Linked DNA regions of Homo sapiens: regions 1 and 2 are each linked to region 3. The links are chromatin contacts, found by Hi-C or POLR2A ChIA-PET in ENCODE. All regions are on one chromosome and are shown on one strand. The core of a region is the stretch at or near the end of the contact, and the rest is flanking DNA. Distances in the headings are between cores, read along the strand shown. Region 1 overlaps LINC00607 (long intergenic non-protein coding RNA 607). Region 2 overlaps PECR (peroxisomal trans-2-enoyl-CoA reductase). Region 3 has its middle 75 kb from the start of LINC00607.

Region 1 (3,697 bases), core at 445-2,944, 250 kb after region 3:
ATATGAAAAATCTGAAAATAGAGAACTAAAAGTACAAATTTCATTTTGCTAAACTGGTTGTGCATTTATTCTAAATTAAAAATAGACAGGGCCATCCTTGACTCTTGACCCAGTGCATTGTGTGTAGACAATCTGCAGAGACATGAGGGTCTACTTTCCTATTCAAAACTAAGGAGGATTTTGGAGACAATCCTTCTTGTGAATAGAGCAAATAATTTAGCTCCTAAGCATCCATCTAAAGCAACAGTAGCTTTCAGTGGTTGTTTTAATAGATTTACACTAATGAGATAAAGCCAATGTGATGATGTCTGTGATTGTTTGTTGGTCTAATCTAAAAGGTTACATGCTTTTGGCATTTCAGTATTTGTCCACAGTCTACAAAATTCTTTACAGTGAATCTTCAAAGAAAAGGACAGGGGAGAGGTGAAAAAAAAAGATCAATTTTCGCATGTTATCATCAGGTTTGGTGGCAAAGAATGTTAAAAAATCTCAGCAAAAGTGTAATTTGGGATAAACAGCAGATTCAATTTAATCATATTTTCTCTTTCCCCAATAGGAAAGATAATGAAGGGTTGGCTGTTGACATTAGTCAATAGACAACACTTATTATTCCTGTGCAGTGAAGTGTTTCATGAGGAAGTGCTGAATAGGTAGACAAAGAAAATGAAATGTCCTTTGATGAAAAGACTAACACAATACAATCAACGGTAGAAATCTTCCCACCAAAATCAATAAAAAAGAACTGTGTAATATTTTATTTATTTATTTTTTTGAGACAGAGTCTCGCTTTTTCACCCAGGCGGGACTGCAGTGGCCCTATCTCGGCTCACTGCAGGCTCCGCCTCCTGGGTTCATGCCATTCTCCTGCCTCAGCCTCCCGAGTAGCTGGGACTACAGGCACCCGCCACCGCGCCCAGCTAATTTTTCGTATTTTTTAGTAGGGGTTTCACTGAATATTTTTTTAAAAAAATAATTTGTCTAGATCATCTGGTTAAGTCTGAAGTTATGAAAACACTGTACCTAGAAAGTGACTTTTTTTTGGTTATAAATGGTAGCTATACAGTGGTTGAGAGAGTATGGACCATGGGAATTTTGTAGCAGGCAAGAAAGGTTAGAACACTATCAGTCCTATGAACTGTAGAACTTGTGGCAAGCATGCAATCTTTCAAAAAATTCATTGAAAAAATTTCACTGAAATCCATACAAAACTCGTAAGATGTGTCAACTTGAAAAGTTTCATCGTCATCTTGGTTTTAGATGTCTGGCTTAACTGTAAATTGAAAGAGAATCTTGTTAATTGTACTCTATCTCACCAGAGAGACAAAAGTAAAATATGTCATAATGTAATTGAGGCCTCCTTTCTTTCATCCAGGAACTTTGGACTTTCATTTTTTTTAATGTTGAAACTGAAATGACTTTTATTAGTTAATTTTGTGTGCCTTATAGTAACACCATCCAACCCTCACTTAGAAACTGAGACACTTCCAACTTAAAAGCAACATTTAGGCAAATGGTGAAGCAACATTTTTGGGGACTCAAGTATTTAAAGGTACTTCCTTACAATTCTTCAGTGTCTCCTCACAGTAAACATGCAGCTAATTTCCTGTTCTCTCCCAAGTGTAAAACATTAGTCAGTCACTTAGCTGTTCCCTTTGGGCCAGAGGACCCGTCTCATTTAGATGAGTCATTTTGTGAGGCTCTGAAGCAAGTTGGTGGTGAAAGAAACTATTCTAAAAGGGATTTTGTCAGCATGGTTTGCACAGCTAATTGATGATGGCAAATCTTAGAACCTTAAGGAGGCAGATACTTGAGTAAAGTGAGCAAAATGGGGCTTTCAAATCTACTGTTTTCAAAATATTTTTCCAACACACTTCCTATAATACTTTAAAAAAAAAGACATCATTAAGATTCTGTATAGACATAAAACACTTTCTGATTTTTCACTTGACTCTCTGATATATAATCTAAAACATCTAGAATATCATGGTACATTTAATGTAAGTAAGTCCTGCTGGACCTATGGCTAAAGAGCTAGGCCCATCCATCTATGAATATTTTATGGCAAATTTTACTATAGAATTAAGATACTTAAAAGAAAAGCAATAATACAAATGTGTGGGCAGAAGATCCTCCTAACTCAGTGTAAAATAGTGATAACATGGAATTCAGGGTGAGAAAAGAGAGGGTTTGCTTCCAAGAATTATCGCTCTGTCTCTCTCTCTCTCTCTCACACACACACACACACATACACACACAGTGGATTAAATAGGACCAGAGTAGGAGAATTTACTTTTTCCAAAGTGTGAGAATCCTTCAATTTCCTCAAGTTCTTTCCCTCTATAATAATCTCTTTCAGACTGTTTTCCTTCTGTAATAGTCCCCCTTAGTAGCCTCTCTACAGTACTGATGCAGACAAACTGATGGCTAAGTAAGGTTTGTCTTTGGTATTCCCATTCCTGTCCTCTTTAGCACCATATTTTCCAGTTTGGCACCATCTTTTCCAGGCTTTCTTGCTATCTCCACTGATAAGACTTCTTGTTTATTTGGTGCCTTCTTTCAACCCTGACATCTTCATCTCAAGCAGTGTTTTACTCTTCCAACTTCCACCAAAGATGATGTGTTCTGTGTGTTGTCTCAAAGTCTTGATGGGTGGCTGAGTCAAAGATATACACTTAATGAATTGTTGGTGCTAAGATTTTAAAAGACAGTTAGGTCATAGTGTGTTTCCATGCCTCTAATTGAAAAGGCCAGTTTGAGCCAATATTTTTTAATCCAAAGGATTGGCTCTAACTGGATTTGACAGGCTCGTGGTAGACAGATCTGTAGGTGAATGGGTCTTTGTTTCCTTAAAACATGTCTTCTAGGTGACTACCTACCCCACTTGTCTCAGGCAGGCCCCCCTCCTCTCACCGAGTCCTGTACCTCACATGGGACCCTGCTAGAAGGTTTGGAATACATCTTCGGTGCTGGGGGTAGACTCCCCTCTGGTTCTCTATGATAGGAACTCTGTTCTGGGGCTTCTCAAGAAGCGTGACTCAGTGCTAAGTCTAATTTTTTTTTTTTTTTTTTTAGCCAGAGTTTTGCTGTGTTGCCCAGGCTGGTATACAGTGGTGCGATCTTGGCTCACTGCAACTTCTGCCTCCCAGGTTCAAGCGATTCTCCTGCCCCAGTCTCCCAAGTAGCTGGGATTACAGGCACACGCCACGATGCCTGGCTAATTTTTGTATTTTTAGTGGAGACAGGGTTTCGCCACGTTGGCCAGGCTGGTCTCGAACTCCTGACCTCAGGTGATCCACTCACCTCGGCCTCCCAAAGTGCTGGGATTACAGGCGTGAGCCACCATGCCTGGCTGATTCAGTGCTAACTCTAATTAGAGGCCATTGCTGACCCTGTAAAATTGGTAGACACTTAAGGCAGTTGCTATTTCTTCCCCTTGTCTCAACTGTTTTACTCTTCCTTTTGTGTTGTTTCACAGTGAAAGCATCATCAGAAGCAGTTAAAGTGACAAATATTGGGTTAACCAGACAGTTTCACGATACATCTCTCCTTTTCCCTTTTTATAGTGGACACCTTTGAGAGTGTGAAGTTGCCATCCACAGAATAGATGATCTTTGAAAACCTTGGAGAGAAACATCTTTCAACTGCTTTTGAGGGGAATAAACATGACACAGAAAAAGAAAATCTGGGAATGCCTTTT
Region 2 (3,590 bases), core at 670-3,169, 140 kb before region 3:
CACTTCACACCCACTAGATGGCTATTATCAAAAAATCAGACAGCAGTGGCGTGTAGAAACTACATCCCCCATGCATTTCTGAGAACAATGTAAAATGGGGAGGGACACTTTGGAAAACCATTTGGCAGTTTCTTTAAAAGCTAAACAGAGTTAACATATGACCACACAAAGATTTGTATTCATAATTGCTCCAAAGTGGAACTATCCAAATGTTTATCAGCTGATAAGTGGATAAATAAAACATGGCATATCCACATAATGGAATACTACTCGGCAATCAAAAAGGAACTATTAACACATTACAACGTGGATGAACCTCACAAACATGATTCTAAGTGGAAGAAGTTAGACACAAAAGACCACGTATTGTGTGATTCACTTTACATTAGATTTTCGAAAAGGTAAAGGCAAATCTAGAGAAACAGAAAGATGAGTGTTTACCTGGGGATGGGTTAAGCTGCAGATGGGTGTGAAGGAACTTTTTGGGGTGATGGAAAGGTTCTCAAGCTGGATTGTGGTAATGGTTGCATAACTCCGTATATTTATTAAAAGTCATTACATTGCACACTTAAAGTAGATGAATTTTATGATGTATAAATTTTACCTCAGTCAGGCTTTTTATAAGGAAATGTAAATGGACGTGTAAAACATATCAAACAGGCAGTGTGCTGAAACAAGGTATCAGGAGGGCCAGGATACTTTAAAAATTTAATGATTGAGTTTGCCTCTATCCTGCAGTTTACAGCTCCTGGATGAAAGAGCATGGAGGATCTATCGTCAATATCATTGTCCCTACTAAAGCTGGATTTCCATTAGCTGTGTAAGCGTTTTTATATAGTTTTCTTTCTAAGTCTTTGAGTTTTGTCTTCTGATTGGGGGAAGCATGTTAGGGAACATTTCTTAAATCAAGATCATTAATACCTTTAATGAGCTGTGATTCTAACAGTTAACATTTTATTTTATTTGAACTTAAAATTCAAAGTACTTCTAAAACATTTTCATCCAGATGCGGACTGCCAGATTTACCAAGGAAAGGGAAAATAGTATTTGTTTTTTGTCTGATGTTCAGATTAAACTGGATGTCTTGTGTTTTCTTGGGCAACTCTAATCCCGATGTGACTAAACTGGCCATCACTGTCTAGGAATAGCTTATTTGTTAAAGTATAGAAATGAAACTAATCTGTGTTAATTTAGATTTGAATACCATTAATATAGCTACTTGATTTTACACAGGACTGCTAAGTTGTTCCTCCTAACAGATAATCCAGGATTTTTTCTCCAAAAGTTTCTAAGGTTTTGTGCCTCTGATTAGCCACTCTGTACACAGACAGCATGCCTCCTTTATGCAAATTTTAGTACCCTGCTCATTTCCTGGATTATGCAGAACTCCCAAACATGTATAGGATAAAAATAAAATTCAACTTGGCTTAAGTAAAAATCTAGGGCAGTGGTTCTCCAAAAGTGGCTTCCAGACCAGCCACATCCCCATCACTTGGGAGAAGTTGTTAGCACAGCAAATTATCCAGCCCCACACCAGATCTGCTGCAAGAGAAACTCTGGGGGCAGAGCGCAGCCGTCGTGCAAGCCCTGGAGGGGATCCTGGTACCTGCAGAGCCACTGCGGAAAGGGCATGTTAGGTTCAGCCACAATGTTAGCAGGAAGCTGCCTCTCCTTTTGGTTTTGCTTTCTTCATGTCTGCGTACATTCTCAGGCAGGCTGTCTCTAGGTGTGGCAAAAGGCGAGTACTAGCAAGAGTTACAGGTCAACACTCTAGCTGTTCTTAACTCTCCAGTGAGAGAGTGCCTCTCAAGTCATGCCAGCAAAAACAATATTAATGGTGCCAGCAGGTCCCAGAGAGGATACTCATTAACTGACCCTGCCTGGTTATGTGTTCAGTCATTAACCAAAAACTGTAGAAATGAGGTTGCTCTGCTATGCATGGTCAGCCTGAGGAATGAGGAACTGTGGTCATCATCGCTCAGACATGGACTGAGAACAGGCAAGAGGTACTTCCTCAAGTGGAAATCAATGTGATGTTACTAAAAACAGAGTAAAAAATGGTGTGCAGGCCATTGATACCACTCTACCTTCTTTTCCTGCTCATTATTCTTTACTAAATGTATTTACCTATTTTAGCATCTTGGAAGAAATAATTCAGATTGTAGGTTCTTTCTGGCATTTCCCATCCTCACAGGCAACTAGTGTTAATAGTTTTGGGGGCATATCTTTTTCCTACATTTTAACCACAAATTTAGGATGCTATAAACACTATTCTGTATCTTGATGTTCTCAAATGAAGCAAATATCCTGGAGATATTTTCTTAACAGAGTCTAAAGAGATTTCTTCTTATTTTTTTATGGCTAATATGCCACTTTTATAAACCATAAGTAAGGAATGATTTGTGTAACCATTTTCCAGTTGGTGAGCATTTGGGTTGTTTCCAACCTTTTGTTATTACCAAAACCAAACTAAACACCTGCAGTAAGTAACATTTTCTGTACATCAGATAGTGTGTAGCCTAAATTGCAAGAGGTATAATTGCTAAGTCCAAAGCCAAATGCCTTTGTAATTTTAAGAGATATTGCCAAACTGCCCTTTAGAAAAGTTGTAGTTCCTTTATGAGTGAAATGTGTCCTCTTTCATGCATATGTAAGAAGTAATGAGAGTTTCTTTTCTTAAAATACATTTTTGAAATGAAATCACTGGCTTTTCTGATATTCGGTTGGCTAGAAAAAAAACACAGCTTGTCTTTAACATGGAAAAGAAGTGTTTCAGATACTTCTTGCTTTTGTTCTCTTAAGAATCGTTTCCTTTTCCAGTGGCCTTCACACTTTGGACCATGACTCATAGTAAGAAATTTTACATCTTGACCTAGTAAACACATATGTGTATATGTGTCTATAGGCAAAACAAAATTCGTGAAGCAAACATTCTTACTATGTATTGTGCACTCTGATTTTTCTTTCTTTCCTTTTTTTTTTTTTTTTTTTCTGAGATGGAGTTTTGCTCCTGTTGCCCAGGCTGAAGTGCAATGGGGCGATCTTGGCTCACTGCAACCTCTGCCTCCTGGGTTCAAGTGATTCTTATGCCTCAGCCTCCTGAGTAGCTGGGGTTGTAGGCACCCACCACCACGTCCAGTAGTTTTTTGTATTTTTAGTAGAGACGGGGTTTCACCATGTTGGTCAGGCTGGTCTCGAACTCCTGACCTCAGGTGATCCACCTGCCTCAGCCTCCCAAAGTGCTGGGATTACAGGCATGAGCCACCACACCCGGCTGATATTTTCAATTTTATTGTGGTCTACTCTGTTGTATTTTCTTTTTTTACACTTGCTGCTTATTACTTGCTAATTTTATTTCACTATTAGCATTGTGTTGTAATTTACAATTTGAAAGACATGGCTTTAGGTATCCTCTACAATAGAAGAGGAGGATGAATGTCAGAGATTGAGCACTCCTTTTTTTTAAATTTTAGCTCTCTTAAGAGACAAATTGAAACTGTTGGCTGTCGCTTGTTTACTTGACCAGTACAGGTACATGTGCAAGATACATCTGGAAATACTAAAATGAATCAGATACCATCCACACTCTG
Region 3 (3,358 bases), core at 365-2,864:
ATCCCTTCACAATTGCTCAGTAAATTGTTGCTGATTGACTTGTGGTAGTAGATTAAAAGTGATTAACAAGAAGCAAAGTGATGGTTCCTGCCTTGCAGGTTTTTAATAGGTTTTAAGCTTATTCATAGGTTTGTGAACAATCCAGAACATTGAATGAAAAAGGACTGGCAAGAAGAGGATGGACATGAAAGTAGATTTTATTAGATTACAGATATTAAGATTCTTGTCCTGGATCATTTTTGTCATCTCTGCAAGGACGATCAGAGCAGAGCCCTGCTGCCCTTGCAGGAAAGAAAAGCCTCTGCAGCTTCTTTCCAGCGTCTTTGAGAAAATTTTTATGTCGCACGATCTGCTGACTGCCACTTGGTGCCCTGTATGGATTTTCTAGAGAGTTTGATGGGCAAGAAGAAAATATGCAGACGCTTCAGAATCCATGACACACGTCTATTTTCCAGCGTTGGCTCTGCCATAACCCAAAGAGAGGTTTCAAAAACAGAATGAAAGCATGCACTACTATAATAAAGTGGAATGTTAGGGGAGAAAAAAGAGGGTAGTGGAGAACATATGGTTCTACTGCATGAAATGCTGAGTGTCTCTTGCACAGGCATTTGCATGCAGGGCCAGATACGTAATGTGCAGGGCCCAGGGCAAAAGGAAAATATGGGGCCTCTCATGCAAAATTATTGAGAATTTCAAGATAGTGAAGCAGAGGATTACATCAAGTACAGGAACTGTTCTGAGTATGGGACCCTGCTCATGTGCATAGGTTTCACCCCTATGAAGCCGGCAGTGTGTTTGTGTGTGTGTGTGTGTGTGAGAGAGAGAGATGGAAACAGAGACATACACAAATATACACATGAGAGAGGGAGGAGCTTTCTTAACGTTCTGTTTTTACTGCTTTACATTTTAAGGCAGAGATTCTCAACCTTTGCACTAACTACATCTTGGAACAGATAAATCTTAGTTGTGGGGGTCATCATGTGCCTCACAGGGTGCTCAGCCTTCTCCTTCTTATTTACCCACTACATGCCAGCAACACCTCCCAGTGCCAGTTTTGACCATCAAAAATATCTTCAGACACTTGCCACATGTTTCTTTGTGGGGCAAAATCACCCTGGTTGAGAATAACTAAGATAAGATTTCCCACATTCCCAAAGAGAGCTTAATGGCCTTTCTTTCTTTCTTTCTTTCTTTCTTTCTTTCTTTCTTTCTTTCTTTCTTTCTTTCTTTCTTTCTTTCTTTCTTTTTCTCTTTCTTTCTTTCTTTCTTTCTTTTTCTTTCTTTCTTTCTTTCTTCTTTCTTTTTTTCCTTACCCAAGCATGAATAAAATATGAAAGACTCGAGCCCAGTGGGTGCAAAATACCGACTATCCATACAAGGCTCATCTGGTTTGGGGTGAAGGCCCATCCCGGTTCTTCATATGCGCACCTTGTTCTGGCTGCCTTGGGTGAATATGCATTTCACAGATTGTCTGTTCTCTGAGCCCTGAAAATGTATCCTTTAATCTTCAACTCAGAAAACCCCTTGACTCTGGAATGAGACACCAAAGGCCTTCCAGTGACAGGCTGGGAGAGAGCTGTTTGGATTGCTAATTTGTTTTCACTCTTTAGTCTGTTTTTCCTTCGTGCTGATGTTCCTCTTTAGACCTTGAGTATGAATAATTCTGCATAGCCTGAGGGGAGAAGCAGGAGGCCTGCTTGTAGAGTTGTTTGTACTGTAACGAAATAGAAAGTTTAAAAGCTTACTGAGCCTGAGCAGTTGAAAAGGGAGGGAGGTCTAGTAAGCACTTTCAAAATTACTCATAAAACATGACAAATTCTGGATGTCTCTTGGTGGTCAGGGAAATGAATTGCCCATTTCACTTAACAAAGGCACCCCCAAGCAGAACAGCTCCCCGAATGTCCAAGGCAGAGAAAAGTCCAAAGGCAGAGAGGTCCAATGAAGAATGCTCATCAAGATAGCCTTCCTAACTCTGTATTTCATGGAACTGTGAACTTGAAAGCCAAAGTAAGCCCTGACATTTTCTGGCTTGTGAGTAGTAACTTGATAGCTACTGTGTGAGATATCTCACTTCTCCTATTTCATATTCAGAGGGGTTCTGGTCTGGAGATGGTTGGACTTATTAAAACTTAATGACTCCTGGCTAACACACGGTGAAACCCCGTCTCTACTAAAAATATAAAAAAATTAGCCGGGCGTGGTGGCGGGCGCCTGTAGTCCCAGCTACTCGGGAGGCTGAGGCAGGAGAATGGCGTGAACCTGGGAGGCGGAGCTTGCAGTGAGCCCTGATGGCACCACTGCACTCCAGCCTGGGCGACAGAGCGAGACTCCATCTCAAAAACAAAAACAAAAAAACAAAAACTTAATGAGAAAAACTTTAAGGACCTTACGCTTGAGTGCTTTGCTGAAACTTTAGTTGCGTTAACTAGCCACAGGCTGGACGTCTCCTGCAGAACAGTTGTCCTGAAAATGTACAGGTTTATTATGTGCTGCATGGCTACATTGTATTATAAATACTCATTTATGTGAAAGTGACCCTTTCAAACTGTGAGCTCTTTGAGGTCTATGAATTCCCAGCAAATAAAACAATGCCTACCCTATAGTAAATGCTCAATTAATGACCTGAACTCATTTCAAGCCATAAAATAGATGAGATGAAAGAGTGGGGATCAGTTAAAAACATCCTCATTAGTTCGCACCACTGCACTCCAGCCTGGGCAACAGAGCGAGACCCTGTCTCAAAACAAACAAACAAACAAAAAACATTCTCATTAATGGAAGGACAAATTAGCAACCTGTCATTTTAATAAAAGATGAAAGGCAATACAGAGTGGCAGAATAGAGTTTTAACTGCTCTTCCTCCCCTTTCACCGAAGGGATCTTTGACTACTGGAAATAGCATAACACACTCGAATTTTGGACTGATGGATCACGAATACTAGCACTGGGAAGATTTATTTAATTTTTGTAGCTGTAATATGCTGAGGGAACAAAAGAATTAAAATATTCTCCTCTTCTCCTTTCAGATAGAATTGGCTGCCTAAGAATCTGCCCTAAGTGTTACAGGAAAGGGGTCCCGACCTGTACCCCAAGAGAAGGTTCTTGGATCTCGTGCAAGAAAGAATTCAGGGTGAGTCCATAGAGTTAAGTGAAAGCAAGTTTATTAGGAAAGTAAAGGAATAAAGAATGGCTACTCCATAGAGCAGCCTCGAGGGCTGCTGGTTGCCCATTTTTATGGTTATTTCTTGATGATATGCTAAACAAGGGGTGGATTATTCATGCCATATAGGCATGTAGATAACCAGTAGTGATACAAACAGTTCTTTGTCCATAGACATGCAAGTAAATTTTGTTTTCT

The links. A loop is a pair of places that touch in the nucleus more often than their neighbours do. ChIA-PET counts read pairs that join two places held with the same protein, here RNA polymerase II (POLR2A). Pooled maps may share reads with other maps.
Region 1: a map of mammary epithelial cell shows a loop between it and region 3 (5-fold over the local background). The contact joins two enhancer-like sites. A Hi-C loop is called at or near these places in 3 of 168 maps with a recorded cell type or tissue (chondrocyte, mammary epithelial cell and prostate gland) and 8 of 50 pooled maps. POLR2A ChIA-PET finds 5 or more read pairs at or near these places in 2 of 52 experiments (AG04450 and Panc1).
Region 2: a loop to region 3 is called in a map with no recorded cell type, with 6 times the contacts of the local background. The contact joins two enhancer-like sites. A Hi-C loop is called at or near these places in 1 of 37 single-sample maps with no recorded cell type and 2 of 50 pooled maps. POLR2A ChIA-PET finds 5 or more read pairs at or near these places in 2 of 52 experiments (GM12878 and OCI-LY7).

What each region holds. Positions count from the first base shown.
Region 1 is chr2:215,662,953-215,666,649 of GRCh38, reverse strand. All of the region lies in intron 5 of LINC00607 (long intergenic non-protein coding RNA 607), which reads left to right. It overlaps LOC102724861 (a long non-coding RNA gene), which reads right to left. Exons shown (of 8, transcript NR_187737.1): 3 at 1,205-1,270. Among named protein-coding and RNA genes, the nearest start is that of LINC01614, 53 kb to the left of the region's middle. Within about 2 kb of position 1,694, at least 7 of the 41 ENCODE cell types and tissues checked have a DNase peak (open chromatin) inside an H3K27ac peak, as active enhancers do.
Region 2 is chr2:216,056,125-216,059,714 of GRCh38, reverse strand. PECR (peroxisomal trans-2-enoyl-CoA reductase) reads left to right here. Exons shown (of 8, transcript NM_018441.6): 4 at 739-820. Among named protein-coding and RNA genes, the nearest start is that of PECR, 24 kb to the left of the region's middle. RefSeq lists enhancers at 1,468-1,527, 1,588-1,767. Within about 2 kb of position 1,919, at least 9 of the 41 ENCODE cell types and tissues checked have a DNase peak (open chromatin) inside an H3K27ac peak, as active enhancers do; they include GM12878, where a contact is called at or near this core.
Region 3 is chr2:215,916,732-215,920,089 of GRCh38, reverse strand. No RefSeq gene overlaps it. Among named protein-coding and RNA genes, the nearest start is that of LINC00607, 75 kb to the right of the region's middle. Within about 2 kb of position 1,614, at least 4 of the 41 ENCODE cell types and tissues checked have a DNase peak (open chromatin) inside an H3K27ac peak, as active enhancers do; they include GM12878, where a contact is called at or near this core.